Linked DNA regions of Homo sapiens: region 2 is linked to region 1. Evidence: read pairs that join two places in POLR2A ChIA-PET (ENCODE). Cell type or tissue: OCI-LY7. All regions are shown on one strand. Each heading gives the region's core, and the rest is flanking DNA. Links, peaks and the distances in the headings are about the cores only.

Evidence for each region. Peaks named below come from ENCODE experiments on the same cell type or tissue, not always from the same donor. Only the 100,000 strongest peaks of a DNase experiment are listed, where the experiment ranks them.
Region 2: POLR2A ChIA-PET joins it to region 1 with 5 read pairs; 3 of 35 experiments call an interaction of 5 or more read pairs at or near these places.

The regions. Positions count from the first base shown.
Region 1 is chr3:71,297,129-71,301,523 of GRCh38, reverse strand. It overlaps FOXP1 (forkhead box P1), which reads left to right. Exons shown (of 21, transcript NM_001349338.3): 5 at 1,644-1,704. All of the region lies in intron 3 of FOXP1-AS1 (FOXP1 antisense RNA 1), which reads right to left. Among named protein-coding and RNA genes, the nearest start is that of FOXP1-AS1, 9.6 kb to the right of the region's middle. In OCI-LY7, for the core only: no CTCF peak of the experiment used is centred there; no DNase peak of the experiment used is centred there.
Region 2 is chr3:71,414,642-71,419,036 of GRCh38, reverse strand. The region is part of intron 3 of FOXP1 (forkhead box P1); the gene reads left to right. Among named protein-coding and RNA genes, the nearest start is that of MIR1284, 130 kb to the left of the region's middle. RefSeq lists an enhancer at 4,183-4,395. In OCI-LY7, for the core only: CTCF peaks have their summits at 1,688 and 1,889; a DNase peak (open chromatin) is centred at 1,906; H3K4me3 peaks cover 1,260 bases; H3K27ac peaks cover 2,134 bases.

The sequences.
Region 1 (4,395 bases), core at 181-4,180:
CGTTCTTGCTTTGAATTGAGTAGGATCTGCCAAAGTTCACTTGCTTTACATTTAAGATTTGATGAGTGGTAGATGTAGAAATTTCTGTGTGCGCTTTGTATCTACTGAGCTCTGATTTGTGTAGAGTGGGGCTCTGCAGATCTTAGCTCTACCTTGAGGACCTGACCATCTTTGCTCTGTTTTTCTTTCTTATCGTTGCTTGCCCTGAAATAGACTTCTCACTACTGGAGAAACCAATCTTGGGGACATACATCAGCAGTAAAGCACACGATTTTCATTTTCAATTTGAATTGTTTTGTGTAAAAACAAAAAGGTTTTGGTCAGGCTGCAAAATAGTAATTTTAAGTCCCAGAGCTAGGGTTTTCCCCCACCCAAATGGTGAAAATTTATGGTGAAAACCTCCAATTTCCTCTTACAGTAAACATGAAAATTATGATTTCACTCAGAGCCTGCGTCTTTTTCCAATCTTAATGGCAAGAATCTGCATACACTTGCTTGTGGAAATGTCATAAATTGGCCTCGGATCAATTCCTCAAAGATAGTACACACCAAAGTGCCACTTTCAAATTTTTAGCCCTCGTGAAATAAGATTTTACTCTTCTCAATGATGTTTGCCTTTCCACATTCAGGGCTGACAGCAGAGGGATGAGCAGGGATATATTCCTATAAAATTAAACCACTTCATTACATGCTATTCTGAAGAGTGAGCAAAAAGATATTAACATTTTGGTAAAATGATGATATGATTTCGCCACCTTAAAAATTATATGAGCATTTGGTCAATGGATATGGAATGAATCCTGTACCCTCTTAGTAACTTGATCTAAATTAATAAACAAATGTTTTTCTTTTCACTCGTGCCATATGTTGATCCCAGTTACATGGGCAGAAAGAGGCAGCTTGTAATGTTTCTTAAAGGATTAAACACTGTTTTGCATACGGGAGTATGCAGATGCAGGAGTAGGATGTGGGGTAAAATGTGTTCCATGGTTTCTTTGTGTTTTAGGAAGCTTGATTTCAATTGTTTGTTTCATGTGACATGAACCCTTTTTAATTTAACTTAGTAGCTCCGGTAGATACATGGTAAGAGAAAAACATTCTGTGAACAGCTTTCGCCAGCAATTAACTCCCTGCCCCTCCCCAAAGTGAAAATGGTGCTGCTTTCATTCATTTTGAAAGGTCCGAAGTGGCAGAAAGCATCTTGTCTACAAGACCTAACTCTCTTCCAAAAGGGGAAAAAAATAAGTCTTTGCTTTAATGAAATAAGAGATGTTGTGGATATTAACCAAACAGAGACACGTTCAAGTGGCAGTCTGGTTTCCAAAAACAGAGGCCTATGAGTCACATATTATTCTCCATGAAAATAAATCGATAGACAACAAGATGAGAAAAAGTTGATACACAACATTTGAAATGTTTCACCTTGACTTTTCCCCACCAAGTCAATTTTGTTGTCTTGAAGAGCTCAAAGGCATATGGTCCAGATAAGTAGAGATTCTTGGGACTTGTTTTTATTAACCCTGAAAGTCATTTGCCATTAAATAGAATTGAGTGCTTTTGTTGTTTTCCTTGTGTCTGTCCTTGGCAGAGGTGGTTGCTACTTCTCTTGACATTCAGATTTTGATGTTCTCTTTTGTTTTCAGGGTAAGACGTGACCTTTTGAGGTGACTATAACTGAAGATTGCTTTACAGAAGCCAAAAAAGGTAAATGCAAATGTGATTAGTGAAGTTATATCCAGGGCTGTGTCTTTTGCCTTCCAGGCATTTTAATTCAGTTGCTTTTTGGTCTGTATTTGTCAAATAAACATGTATTTATTTGCGTGTAAGGACATATGTGGTGTATTTTTGGAGGTCCTAAGAAAAATGGTTGCCCTTAAGAAATGGTCTACAGGTTCACATTTCCCCCCCAAATATTATCAAACTCTTCTCTGTTTGTTGAAGCTGAACTTATTTTTATTTTTTAAATTTATTTGTTTCTTGTTGACTTGGTAGGTTTAAAGTTAGAAAGGAATATTCACATCACAAAAGTGGTGATTCATAAAATTAACTTGCTGCAAACAAGAGTAACGCATGTCAGTATTGTGTGCTGAAGTGGTGTCATCCAATTGATGTTCATCTGGCGGCTTTATAATCACCTTCTTTCAGAAATTAACAGTCAGGCACCATAGCAACACGCCACATTGATGTAACTGCTGAGCAGTGTGGGGCATATCCCTGTAATGTCAGCGCTAGGCTGCCTTGTTCTCTTGACCTTGCTTGAAAATCAAATGAGTACTTGATTTTAAAATTAGAAGTTTTCAGAGAGACTAAAGTAGCTTAATGAATTAAAGCCAAATTTAATTTTCTCAAATTCGCTTTTGGGAGGGGGAGTGAAAAAGTACTCCGGTTAAAATGGTTATGGATGCTACATATTTACTTGATTTCAAAAGTACCTCTCTGATAAAGGCAATGATCATCTTACAGAAGATGATCCTGCCGGTCGTTTTAACATCTGATATTTCTCAAGCAGTAGCATCTTTGTTTCATTTAGAATTTTTGGCCTTTAATAGTTCCATTTGATTTAGTAGATTTGTGTCTGTCTAAAAACAGGTTACCTGCCAGCATGGTTGAACAAAGCCTTTGCTCAGATTTTACTAAAGTTTATGTATTTGTCAGATATAGACTTATTATTGAGTTGAACAGAGTTTTTTGTGGAACTTTTCATAATGTGAAGAATCTTTGATCAGTTTTTGATAAGTCTCACCTGGGGCTTGGGGGGGTTCTAGAATGCATATATATAAAGGATATGGATTTGTTTTTGTAGTTGCATTCTGGCACATTTAATTTGGTCTAGAAAAATCAGACTTGCATCATTTCACCATCTATATTGTTTAAATGAAACCTTTGCAGGATCTACCTAATTGTATTTCAGAGAGGACAAACATACGTTTCAGATGTTTCGGCATGGAAGGAATTGATTCCCAACCAGTAATTGGGATTATCAGGCCACAGCAAGACACTTCCCTTTGCTGAGGCTCAATTTTCTTTTTCTTTTTCTTTTTTTCTTTTTTTTTCTTTTTGAGACGGAGTTTCGCTCTGTTGCCCAGGCTGGAGTGCAGTGGCGGGATCTCGGCTCACTGCAACCTCTGCCTCCCGGGTTCAAGTGATTCTCCTGCCCCACCCTCCTGAGTAGCTGGGATTACAGGCAGTCGCCATCATACCCAGCTAATTTTTGTGTTTTTAGGAGAGGCGGGGTTTCACCATGTTGGTCAGGCTGGTCTCAAACTCCTGACCTCGTGATCCGCCCACCTCGGCCTCCCAAAGTGTTGGGATTACAGGCGTGAGGCACTGCTCCCGGCCTCAGTTTTCTAATCTTTAAAAGGAAGACATTAATCTATATCAAGGGTCTGCAAACTTTTTCTGTCAAGGGCCACATAGTAAATATTTTCTACTTGTGGGGGCATTCAGCCTCTGTTGCAGCTACTCAGCAAGGTGGTAATTTGCTGTCTCCTGGTCTCTATAATCTCACAGAGTGATCTCAATCCAAGATGCTCCTCATGCAAAGTGGTGCCACATGTCTAACTCATCTCCTACTGTTAGCAGAGGTTTCTGGCAAAGCTAAAAATTATGATTAAACAGGCCAGGCATGGTGGCTCATGTCTGTAATCCCTGCACTTTGGGAGGCTGAGGCGAGTGGATCACCTGAGGTCAGGAGTTCGAGACCAACCTGGTGAAACCCCGTCTCTACTAAAAATACAAAAATTAGCTGGGTGTGGTGGCGGGCACCTGTGATCCCAGCTACTCAGGAGGCTGAGGCAGGAGAATCACTTAAACCCGGGAGGCAGAGGTTGCAGTGAACTGAGATCGCACCACTGTTCTGCAGGCTGGGAGACAGAAGGAGACTCTGTCTGAAAAAAAAAAAAAAAAATTAAACAAAGCTGAAAAAGTGGTAGAAAAGATGAAAAGTTTAGCTTGAGAGTTGCCTTATCCATACAGCTCCAAATATAACCTTCACTGATGGGTTTTCATTTGTTGTTTTGTTTTTTTTTTTTTTTGTAATCACCTGTAAGCATGAATTATTTTTCTTCTGATTCAATATCTTTATAATGTCCGTTCTTTCACCTGTTACCTGAAAATGGAAATACAGTCCCCACCCCACCCCAAATTCTGTAATATTGTTGAAAGTTAAAAATATCATAGGTCAAGGGAAAAATTGGAAAGAAATGTTTCTAGAAATTTGTCATTGGCATTGCCTGAGAAAAATAGTCTATATTACAAAAAAAATGCTTTCTTCATAATCACTATCAAGTGCATGATCTATGGGATTATTTAATATCGTGCAAATAATGCCCCCCTTGTAAAATTACTTGATCATAAAAGTATTTTATATGCTCAGTCTCTATAGTTGTTCTCTAC
Region 2 (4,395 bases), core at 285-4,284, 120 kb before region 1:
TCTTGAACTCCTGACCTCAGGTGATTCACCCACCTTGGCCTCCTAAAGAGCTGGGATTAATAGGTGTGAGCCACTGCACCCGGCTTTTTTTTTTTTTTTTTGAGACCGGTCTTTCATATATTGCAGAGGTTGGTCTGGAACTCCTGGCCTCACCCTCCTGAGTATCTGGTATTATAAGTATAAGCCACCATGCCTGGCAGATGCTTTCGTAATTTTTGTGATAGTGACAGTGATATTGTGATTTCTTAATTCTTGCGATAGTGACAGTGGTATTGGTCTCAAATGGCTAACTGGACAAAATATTGTTGCCTCAAATTAATCTTTTGGTTTAGATTTATATCCTACCTTTGAATTTTGATAATTGACAGTTAAGTAGTGTTTAGATCTGAGGTGGCCATGATAAAATATGTTGGTTCTGACAGTTACTAATTTCTTCCCCTATTAGCTCTTTTGAGTGAAGGGGAAAATACACCGCTTTTAACACTTCAGAATAATTATAGAAAAAAGAACCAGCATTGAATTATTATAGGAAACAAATTTTTGTTTTCTACCCTTGCCATTTGAACCTAGCTCCCTAAAATGAATGGTAGATTTAAATTATGGAGCCCATGAGGGAAAATTTTTTAAAAATGCTGCTTTGCCATTTTTCCTGTGCAGGAGAATATGCAAATGGCCTTTCTGTGGTCGCCCTGTCACAGCCTTGTAAAGGTTCTGTGGGGATCCATGCATCTTGTTGAGTTGAGCCTTGTGCCAGCTTGGAGGGTTTGATTGTTTTTGCTAATAGAGACAGATTTTGTCATTAGAGACACCGAAGTGTGATTCTGTCTACATTCTTCTCAAGTGTATGGTCATAGAAATCCCTTTGGCTTTAGGTGCAATTCAGTGGAAACACACACACACACACACACACACACACACACCCACAAGCACACAGAATTTCACTGTGGAATTGGCAAGGAATAAGTGAGCCAAATTTGGCCTGTAGAAATTAACACTGGCAACTTCGTGAGTAAAAATTACATGAAAAGCACTCATGAGGGAAGGAAGAAGGAAAAAAAAAAAACTAGGATAACAGTGCAACAGACCACATTTCCTATCCACAGTCTGTCTTCTCGGGGGTGTTTGTCTAAACAGCATTGCCAGTTTTTCTAAACAGTACTGCTGGTGTCCTCGATCTGTAATATGAAGTGAATCGGCTATGCGGACCAAATGCTCGTTGGGTTGAGAGTTCCTTTATTTGGCCAAATTAAACCCAACAGCCTCAGCTCTGTCCAAACTTGTACTAGTCCAGGGCCAGCTAAGATGCCTGTCCTCATTTGTAGATCTGCATAGAAAAATAAAAATGATGCATTAACTGTTTCCCAACCTTTTGGTTGAAAGGAATTTAGCTCCACATAAAATATAGTCAATTTTTGTCTCCTAAAAGCTGGAAATGTAATACTTTGAGATTGTCTCAGATGTGAAAAAAAAATCACAAGAAGCTCCATGTGGTTTTTAGAAAGATAAGTTCTGATATTAAAATCTTGTGTGGATGGTCTATTATTTCATCTCTGCCATCCTTAGCATCTGCTGGGGAAGATAGTCCAGAAGCCCAGTGCTCATTTTTAGGAGGACAACTTGGAATGGTTTATGGTTTTGGTTTTGGTGCCGGGTCTTACACGTCTTAGTCCACAAGCTCAAATACAGAGATAATTGGAAGTCTAAAATCAATAACCATGGAATATAGCCAATGCGAAACAGATGCCGGAATAAACCATCTGTAAATTTCATGGTGGGTGAGGTGGGGACTCAAAATGTTTATTTGCATCGTGTGGACGACTGGGCTCAGCCTGGAGGATGTCGCGAGTCTGTACCATTTGACTTCAGCACACTCCTCTCTCCAGCCGCAGCTCCACCTGTGGTCTGAAGTGTATTTGCAGAATTGCTTTGAGCATTTTGTAAGGACCTCCTCTAGTTTTTTGCATATACCAGGAATTCAGCGAATAGGATTGGACATTTGTTTTTATCAGAGACTGACTGGTTCCGCCCCAGTCTCCCCTTTGCTCATCAGCTTGAGTGATTTTTTTTCAAAATGCAAATGTGATCATGTCCCACTCACCTGTTTACCAGGCCGAGGTCCCTTCACTGGCCTCCCATTACCCTTATGATAAAGGGAAAGTTCTGTAATTTCAGGATGGCCTTTATAGTGTGAGTTCTGCCTCTTCTCCTTCTATGCGGCCACCACCCCCGCCCCCTTTTTTTCCTGCTGCAACCACATCTTAACTCTGCTTCCAGGTACCACGGGGTCTTTGCATATGCAGTTCCTTCTGCCTGTAATATGCCTCCCTCTCCTCTTCACTCTTCACCCATTTACCTGCTGCTCATCCTTCAGCTCTCAGCTCAGTTGTCACCTCCTCAGGGAAGCCTTCCCTGACCTATCTGACCATACGTCATTTTTTTTTGCGTGTGTGTGTGTGTGTGTGTGTGTGTGTGTGTGTGTGTGTGTGTGTTTTGAGACAGAGTTTTGTTCTGTGGCCCAGGCTGGAGTGCAGTAGTGTAATCATAGCTCCCTGCAGCATCAAACTCCTGGGCTAAAGTGATTCTTCTGCCTCAGCCCCCCAAATAGCTGGGATTACAGGTGGTGTACACCACCATACCTGGCAAATTTTTATTTTAAAATTGTCTGTAGAGATGGGGTCTTACTGTATTTCCCAGGTTGGTCTCGAACTCCTGGCCTCAAGCAACCCTCCTGCCTCGTCCTCCCAAAGTGTTGGTATTACAGGTGTAAGTCACTGTGCCCAGCCCCTGACCATCCTAATGCCTCCCTTATATTTTCTCCTGGACCCATATAACTTGCTTTTTGTGGCATTCATCCCTTTCGGTTTTATACACATCTTTGTTTCTATTTTGATTAATGTCTGTCTTCTCCCCAGCTCCAAAAGACAAGAATGTAACTTTACAGGTTCTTTCTGTTGTGTTTTGGTCTCTGAGTACAATACCTGGCACAAAGTAGGTAATTTGTAAATATTTCTTCAGCAAATGGTGATTGATAGTAGTTGGTCTATCATTCCTGTGACGAAAGATGCCGAAGTCCCAGATTTCTATTATCTTGAGCCCCTTTGAAGTCCTCTTTGAAAACCAAACCAAATAGTTTACTTACAAACCAAGTGGTTACTCTTTAAGTGGTTTATTTTATCAGTTTTCTAAAGTTGCCTTTATGTTACAGGGCTGAGGTTCTTTTTGAGGAGTGATGATGTGTTTTGTGGTGTTAAGGACAGTTTGTGGTCATGACTATTTTACAGTCAAAGACCCAAACATCAGATACTAAAGCCCTTAATAGAAAAAAAAAAAAAAAGAGCAACTAATGATTGAGTTATGTTCTGCTTACACTTACACTTCCTAATGATGTGTCTGTCTGTTTCTGCCTCATTTTCTTTGTTCACTTGATGTTATGGGACCATTTATGTCCTGTGCCGTTAAAGCCACTTAAGTCTCTCAGCCTCAGTGTCCTTCTCTGTGAAACCAGGGAGTTGGAATCCATGATTTCTACATTCCTTTTTTGCTCAGATAGTCTAGATTTTGTTTGTATAAATATTGGCTCTCACATCAAAGACCCAGGTTCAAAAAACATGTTTTTATGTCTACATTGTATAAAGCCTCATGGTTTCTTAAAACATATTTTGTTATCAACAGGAGTGAAAATTATAATCACAATTTATAGATTAAAAAATTATACTGAAAGATATTAGCTGGATTAAAAAAATTGCTGGGATCCTCATTTCTCAGTGTTTTTTCATGGGATTTTAAATAGGTAATCTATGGAGGATGGTTTTAAATTGAGAACATCTCAGAGCGTCTGATACAGACACGTGTCGAATGAATTTCCTAGAGTTGGGGTATTGCATACTTACTTTCTTGAACACAGATTCCCTTTCTTTCTTCAGAATGCCCGTGTGGAGGAGGTAGTTCAGATATAGGTGACTCTTAAGATATGAATGACAGCTTAATGTTTTCAAGTACCTAGATTTTTCTTAGGGTGAGATTATAGATACTTTGAGTGTGTCTTAATTTTTTAAAGTGAACAACAGAAACAAAGTGCTGGGAAAATGCAGTATTTTGAATGGGAACATGGTAATGGATTATTAATGTGAAGCCAGATGCAGGATTTGAATACTAAACCCTGAAGCTATGCAATTCTGCTGATCCATCAGCGAGTGCTATTTAAAAATTCACAGGCCTCATCTAAGTTATCATTTTTATTTTGCATGCTCTGTGATTGTCTTTTTAGTCATCACCCATGGCATTGTCTTAGGCACACCCGGTGTTTCCCAGCAAGGCTCCTAAGAGGTGCCTTTGAGGCCAGGGCTCCGCTTGTCCTCCTCGTGCCCTCTCCCCTTACTCCCCCTCTGCGGGCTG